2 separate regions of the Homo sapiens genome follow, and region 1 is linked to region 2. Evidence: read pairs that join two places in POLR2A ChIA-PET (ENCODE). Cell type or tissue: HCT116. All regions are shown on one strand. Each heading gives the region's core, and the rest is flanking DNA. Links, peaks and the distances in the headings are about the cores only.

Region 1 (3,239 bases), core at 1-2,500, 160 kb after region 2:
ATTCAACACCACTCCCAAATATTTTTTATCCTCAAAGTTATGTGATAGAACTACATACTTTCTTTCTTGTTTCTTTTCTTTTTTTTTTTTTGAGACAGAGTCTCGCTCTTGTTGCCCAGGCTGGAGTACAGTGGCAAGATCTCGGCTCACCGCTGCCTCAGCCTCCCGAGTAGCTGGGACTACAGGCATACACCACCACACCCGGCTAATTTTTTGTATTTTTAGTAGAGACAGGGTTTCTCCATGTTGGTAAGGCTGATCTTGAATTCCCGACCTCAGGTGATCCACCTGCCTCCGCCTCCCAAAGTGCTGGGATTACAGGTGCGAGCCACAGCGCCCAGCCCAGAACTGCATACTTTCTTTTTTCATTATTTGAAGCTATGGTTGCAGCTGTTTTTTTCTTATCAGATGTCATCTGGAGTATTTTGTTCTTGCCTTTATCAGGATGGTGGTTTTTTTTTTTTTTTTTTTTTTTGAGATGGAGTCTTGTTTGCTCTGTCACCCATGCTGGAGTGCAGTGATGCCATCTCAGCTCACTGCAACCTCCACCTCCCGGCTTCAAGTGATTCTCCTGCTTCAACCTTCCGAGCAGCTGGGATTACAGGTGCACACCACCACATCCGGCTAATTTTTTTTGTAGTAAAGACGGGGTTTCACCATGTTGGCCAGGGTGGTCTCAAACTCCTGACCTCAGGTAATCCGCCTACCTCGGCCCCCCAAAGTGTTGGGATTACAGGTGTGAGCCACGGCACCTGGCCGGTTTTTTTTGTTTTTTTTTTTAATAAATACTGCATAGAGATGTATCCTCTTGATGCTCAGCCCTTCCCTATTGTCCAACATTTGAGCTGTTTCCAATATTTGCTATTATAAGAGGCATCCAAGCATTTCTGACCAGGTCCCTTTTTTCTTTTTGGATTATTTCCTTTTTTTTTTTTTTTTTTTTGAGATGGAGTCTCGCTCTGTTGCCCAGGCTGGAGTGCAGTGGCGTGATCTCAGCTCACTGCAAGCTCTGCCTCCTGGGTTCACACCATCCTCCTGCCTCAGCCTCCCGAGTAGCTGGGACTACAGGCGCACGCCCGGCTAATTTTTTTATATTTTTAGTAGAGACGGGGTTTCACCGTGTTAGCCAGGATGGTCTGGATCTCCTGACCTTGTGATCTGCCCGCCTCAGCCTCCCAAAGTGCTGGGATTATAGGCATGAGCCACCACGCCTGGCCTGGATTATTTCTTGGAAGTGGAAGTTTTGAGTCAAAAACTAGAAATTGTTTTTAATCTTTGTTACTATTACCAGATTGTTTTTCAGAAGCAGTCAAACTAATTTAAAACACTCACTCCCAACAGGGCATTCTGGCTCATGCCTACAATCCCAGCACTTTGGGAGGCCAAGGCAGGTGGATCACCTGAGGTCAGGAGTTCGAGACCAGCCTGGCCAACATGGTGAAACCCTGTCTCTACTAAAAATACAAAAATTAGCTGGGCGTGGTGGTGCACACCTGTAATCCCAGCTACTCAGGAGGCTGACACAGGAGAATCGCTTGAACCCGGGAGGTGGAAGTTGCAGTGAGCCGAGATTGCACCACTGCACTCCAGCCTGGGTGACAGAGCGAGACGCTGTCTCAAAAAAAAAAAACAAAAAAAACCCACACACACCCATTCCCTTAAACACTCAAAGTCTTTTTCACTTCAGGACTAATTTATTACTTAATCTCTAGGTTACTAAGTAGTCATAATGAGGCAAGTAGGGCATGTGGGAGTCAGACAGACTTGGGCTTGAACACAATCTTGCTGTATATTACTGCTGAACCTCAAGGGTTTGTTTTGTTTTTTGTTGTTGTTGTTGTTTTTGAGACAGTCTCGCTCTGTTGCCCAGGCTGGAGTGCAGTGGCACAATCTCGGCTCACTGCAGCCTCTGGCTTCCTGCAGCCTCTGCCTCCTGGGTTCAAGGGATTTTCCTGCCTCAGCCTGCTGAGCAGCTGGGATTACAGGCATGAGCCACCGCGCCCAGCCTGCATGGGCTCATTCTCTTATCTGACATGGAGAGAGAAAAGGGTGCAGACATCCAGGCTAGCCTCCTTCCGTGGCCATTTCTACTCTTACCACCCACCCCTTCCTCCATTTCTCCTATATAGTTCCTGCCTCACGCTGGGGACCGCATCTTGATCACGGGGGCAGCCGACTCTAAGGTGCATGTGCACGACCTGACAGTAAAGGAGACCATCCACATGTTTGGAGACCACACAAACCGGGTGAAGCGCATCGCCACAGCGCCCATGTGGCCCAACACATTCTGGAGTGCTGCTGAGGATGGGCTTATCCGGTAAGAGTCTGGGGCATCTAGTGGAGCCTGTCGCTCCCCCATCCCATCATCCTATAGTGTTTCCTTCTACAGACCTAGCTCTTTCCCTCCAGCAGAGGTCCAACCTCCTTTGTCTGCCCAGGGCAGTTGTCTGTGTACAAACTCCACTGGGAACATTTGCTTACTCCGCCCTCACCTTCCTCCCTCTTTGCCCTCCTTTGTACTACCTCTAGGCCCACAAGCTTTTTCTCACCACCTCAGGTGTCCAGGGTCTCTACTGCCTCTGGGCATTCACGTTACTCTTTCCTCTACTTGAGATTCTCTGTCCCCAGCTCTTCCCATGTCGGACTCTTTCTTATCCTAAGGAGATCAGCTTCAGTTACCTCTTCAGAAGCACCTTCTCTGACCATCCTGTCTAAAGTAGACAGACGTTATGCTTGTTTTAACAATTATATCCTCTGTAACTCTAATTGCCACCTGTAGTTATTTTTATTAATTAATTAATTTTTATTTATTTATTTTTTTTTTTATTGATCATTCTTGGGTGTTTCTCGCAGAGGGGGATTTGGCAGGGTCATATGACAATAGTGGAGGGAAGGTCAGCAGATTAACAAGTGAACAAAGGTCTCTGGTTTTCCTAGGCAGAGGACCCTGCGGCCCTCTGCAGTGTTTGTGTCCCTGGGTACTTGAGATTAGGGAGTGGTGATGACTCTTAATGAGCATGCTGCCTTCAAGCATCTGTTTAACAAAGCACATCTTGCACCGCCCTTAATCCATTTAACCCTGAGTGGACACAGCACATGTTTCAGAGAGCACAGGGTTGGGGGTAAGGTCACAGATCAACAGGATCCCAAGGCAGAAGAATTTTTCTTAGTACAGAACAAAATGAAAAGTCTCCCATGTCTACTTCTTTCTACACAGACACGGCAACCATCCGATTTCT
Region 2 (4,631 bases), core at 1,146-3,645:
GGCTGGTCTCAAACTCCTGACCTCAGGTGATCCACCCACCTTAGCCTCCCAAAGTGCTGAGATTACAGGCGTGAGCCACCGCACCTGGCCAAATAATACTTTTTTTAAAATGTAGCAGCCAGCTGGGGGTGGCAGCTCACGTCTGTAATCCCATCACTTTGGGAGGCCGAGGCGGGTGGATCACCTGAGGTCAGGAGTTCTAGACCACAGTGACCAACATGGCGAAACCTCGTCTCTACGAAAAATACAAAAATTAGCCAGGTGTGGTGGCAGGCGCCTCTAATCACAGCTACTCAGGAGGCTGAGGCAGGAGAATCACTTGAACCTGTTAGGCAGAGGTTGCAGTGAGCCGAGATCACACCATGGCACTCCAGCCTGGGCAATAGAGCAAAATTCCATTTCAAAAAAAAAAGATAAACTCTCCAGCACCCAGGAGACAAACACTGGACACTTGGAGAATCTGATGCAAGGCTCTGTGCAGGGGGCTTATACACACCCCCTCTCATTTCATCTCACATCCTGACCCCCAATTTGACAGATGAAGAAATCCAGGTTCAGAGAGGTAACTTGTCCAAGGCTACCTAGCTGGGAAGTGGCAGGGTCATTATTAGAACCCAGTTCTCTGAACTGCTAGTTCTTTGGGCCATGCTGCTTCAAAGAAAACAGCTTGTCAGGATCACCAGGAAGAGAATTCAAGTCTGCAATAAATATGCCTCCCCCACAAAAACAGCCATAAATAAATCTGTTCCAAGTACCTGGGCAAGCATCCTTCCCCATACCCGGGCAATCAGTCTCTCTCTGTGTTTTTCCCCATCATTCTTCCAAACAGCACTTCTATTTCTTGCTTGTTTCAATCCACATTTCAGGGGGTCCTACTATGTTGGAGAGAAAGGGTCTCACCCTCTGGGAACATCAGGTCTGGATGGGAAAGCAGGTAAAAAGCTGTCAGAAAACACAAGCAGCATACACTGGACTATCTGAGTCATGGAAAAGAGAAGACCGTGCAAGGAGGCCAAAACCCCAGGTCCAGACCCCACTCTGCCCTTTAGTAACCATGAGCTTTGCGTAAATCACTATACCATGGAATAACCTCCATTTTCTTGTCTGTAAACAAGTGAGAACAGGGACTAGACACAGGAGCACCTTGTGCACTGAAACGACTGAGAAAAGAGAGGTCAGGCAGGCTGGGGGGCCTGGGCGGCCCCTGGAGTAATAAGCAGCGATTGAGCCAGCAGCAACTGCCTTAGAGACCTGGCAAGAGAGGCTGTTCCGGAGGCAGGCATGTTGTGATAGAGGATCACAGCCTCAGCAACCCTGGCACTGGGTTACAAATCCCTCACAATGCATAGCCTCTCCCTCTCTCCTTCCTTTCTCCTCTCACCTGTCCCATCTACATCAACTCCTTGACTCCAGTGACCAGAAGTCCCCAAATCCCACCTCTAAGCAAACAGCAGGAAACTCTTCCTCACCTGGAACTTCTACCCACCTTTCAAAACTCAGTGGAGGGCCGGGCGCAGTGGCTCACACCTATAATCCCAGCACTTTGGGAGGCCGAGGTGGGTGGATCACCTGAGGTCAGGAGTTCGAGATTAGCCTGGCCAACATGGTGAAAATCCATCTCTACTAAAAATACAAAAAATTAGCTGAGTGTGCGCCTATAGTCCTAGCTACTCAGGAGAGTGAGGCATAAGAATTGCTTGAACCTGCAGGCGCAGGTTGCAGTGAGCCAAGATCGCGCCACTGCACTCCAGCCTGGGCGACAGAGTGAGACTCCATCTCAAAAATACAAAAACGAACAAACAAAAAACCCCAGTGCAGGTGTCACCTCCTCTGGGAAGCCTTCCTGGAGCCACACCCCCGCCCTCCCCAGGCTGAGTCAGGTGCCCCTCCAAACTGAGGAGCTGTGTTCGGTGCCTCAGCCAGCCTGGCATCCCAGCACACAGCTCTGGACCCCCAAAAAGTGATGCTCAGAAAACACGGGTTAAGGGAATGATGAACACTTCCTGAAGGATGTAGGACTAGAGTTTGGTCTCAAAGGTGGGTGACTAAAGGGGGAAGAGTGTGAACAAATGAAAAGAGAGGGGACCTCAAAAGCCTTTTGAGGATCCTGAAGCCTGCAGCCAGCCTGGAAATGAGAGTGAACAGTGCAGGAGATGCTGGCACACAGGCCTGACCCGGGCAGATCAAGGAAGGAACTGAGTCAAGGAGCCTGAGCCAACAGAGCAGGCCTCAGAGGGTCCCCTGACCTTCAGCCTGGCCCTGAATGCCCCATCCTAGCCTGCAGCCTGGTTCTACCACCACCAGCCTTCTCCCTGGGTCTCAAGGACCCATTTCTGTAACCCCTATACCACTCCAAGCTGGGGCAGCACCTCTTGGTAACCAGCCTGACCTTCCCAATCATCCAAGCTCTGCATAAACATTTGTTGAATAAATTTCACTCCAGCAGATTGCCCCTCCCCCTGCAGGAAAGGCACTGGATCAAGAGTCCCCATGCAGTGAAGCAGAGGATGACTCACAGGGGAGAGGGAGGGACAGGGACTGGGACCGGCAGTAAAGAGCCCGTGTTGTGTTGACAAGAGGCAGAGCTCCAACAGGCCCAACAGTGCCTGGCAAGGGAGAGGTGCCAGGCAGTGGGGTGCTTACCTGGGGAGGGGGTTACCTGGGGAAGCGGTGGGGGGCAGCTCAGGGGGTCGGCTTTACTTGGGGCAGGGGTAGGACCTCAAGCTCCAAAGACTCTCATGGCTGGATTGGGTGTCTGGTAGGTGACCATATGATACACACTGGTTTCTTTTGATTTTCTCAAAATGGAAATATATTATATTGCTTTGGTGATTTTAAATAAAACTTATGGTCATTAAAATTTTTTTCTAACAGTCATATAAGTGTTTAAGTATAAGGAAAATCATCTCACAGTGATTCTCCCCCTTCCCTTTTACCAACTATACCAGTCTCCCCCACAACCGAATTTCTGTTAAGTTTGGTATATATTCTTGAAGACTTTTCTGTATCTATAGGTTATTTAAAATTATGTGTGAATGGTAAATCACACATGCTGTGCTTCAACTGCTTCTATGGGGCAGAGACTGCACTAAGTACTGAGGCATCTCATTTAATTCTCTCAACAACCCTAATGCAGTAGGTATAATTATTATCCACTTTTTATTTTTATTGGGCTTTTTTTTTTTTAGACAGAGTCTCGCTCTGTCACCCAGGCTGGAGTGTTGGAGTGCAATGGCACAATCTTGGCTCACTGCAACCTCCGCCTCCTGGGTTCAAGTGATTCTCCTGCCTCAGCCTCCCGAGTAGCTGGGATTACAGGTGCCCACCACCACACCTGGCTAATTTTTGTGTTTTTAGTAGAGATGGGGTTTCACTATGCTGGCCAGGCTGGTCTTGGACTCCTGACCTCAGCTGATCCACCTGCCTTGGCGTCCCAAAGTGCTGGGATTACAGGCGTGAGCCACCGCGCCCAGCCCTTTTATTGGGCTTTAAAAAAAAATTTTTTTTTTGAGACGGAGTCCCGCACAGTCACCCAGGCTGGAGGGCAGTGGCACGATCTTGGCTCACTGCAACCTCCGCCTCCCGGGTTCAAGCGATTCTCCTGCCTCAGCGTCCTGAGTAGCTGGGATTACAGGTGTGTGCCACGCCCGGCTAATTTTGTATTTCAAGCCACCATCTCCCTCCTTTCCTTTCCCAGTGTCCCGGATGTGTGGCTCCCCAGCTCAGGTGCTCCGTTCCCCACTCCATCTCTATCCCTGGCCTGTCCTTGCCTCTTGCCAGACTGCTGTCAGGACTTACAGATGGTATCAGGTGCTCCAGGTACCAGTTTGCCCCACACCTGGGGTGGGGCAGAGGTGGGGGAAGAAACAGAGGCTCAGTAAGAGAGCTTCCATTTCTAGAAACTTTAGAGCCATGGGAGAGCTAGATTTTTCTTTCCTCTTTGCTGGGGGTACAGTAGAGCTTGCAAAATGCAAATCTGAGAGAAAAAAAAAATTGAGTATACCAAATATCTGTTGTTCTTAGTATTGCTTCCAGTTGAAAGTCAGTTAGCTTAGAAGCTTACCAATGTGTTAAATTCATTATATATAACTTCAACTTGCTTGAAATCTCATCCTACTTGGCTACAGAGGTGGAATATAAAGAGGTACCAGTAGGAAAGCAACACAAAAAGAAATTCTACAATTTCCAGGACAATTGCCCTGCAGAAAGCAAGTCACAGTGTCCTATTTTCAGCACTACAAGGAATGCGGGGGACCGCAAAGGAAGAACAAAACACAGGCGGCACTGGCTGGGTGGGGAAGACAGACCAGCAGCCTCTGGGAGGCAACTGGGGCCCCTTCTATCCCTAGTAGCTTTATCAGCTTTATGGGGTCTATTGTGTGCCCTCACAGCATCTGAGGGCAGTGATGAAGAAGGGGTGTTAGCCATCCTCCACTTGGACATTTTAGTGACCTCTCAGAAGGGCCAGAAAAGGATCAGTGAGAGAAAATGACTCTCAGGGGACAGAGCCTGGAGTAGGGCAGAAAAGATGGGGGGCCTTCCCAGAGGTGGGGGCATGAGCATCCTTAGGCTGGTGTGTTACGGTGTGCATGGGGTGGACTGCAGAATGGCAAATGCACAGGAGCTGGGTG

Evidence for each region. Peaks named below come from ENCODE experiments on the same cell type or tissue, not always from the same donor. Only the 100,000 strongest peaks of a DNase experiment are listed, where the experiment ranks them.
Region 1: POLR2A ChIA-PET joins it to region 2 with 7 read pairs; 10 of 35 experiments call an interaction of 5 or more read pairs at or near these places.

The regions. Positions count from the first base shown.
Region 1 is chr1:27,285,545-27,288,783 of GRCh38, forward strand. It overlaps WDTC1 (WD and tetratricopeptide repeats 1), which reads left to right. Exons shown (of 16, transcript NM_001276252.2): 6 at 2,130-2,317. Among named protein-coding and RNA genes, the nearest start is that of TMEM222, 35 kb to the right of the region's middle. RefSeq lists an enhancer at 1,380-2,022. In HCT116, for the core only: no CTCF peak of the experiment used is centred there; no DNase peak of the experiment used is centred there.
Region 2 is chr1:27,120,336-27,124,966 of GRCh38, forward strand. The region is part of intron 1 of SLC9A1 (solute carrier family 9 member A1); the gene reads right to left. Among named protein-coding and RNA genes, the nearest start is that of SLC9A1, 32 kb to the right of the region's middle. RefSeq lists an enhancer at 2,323-2,617. In HCT116, for the core only: no CTCF peak of the experiment used is centred there; a DNase peak (open chromatin) is centred at 2,515; H3K4me3 peaks cover 312 bases; H3K27ac peaks cover 1,044 bases.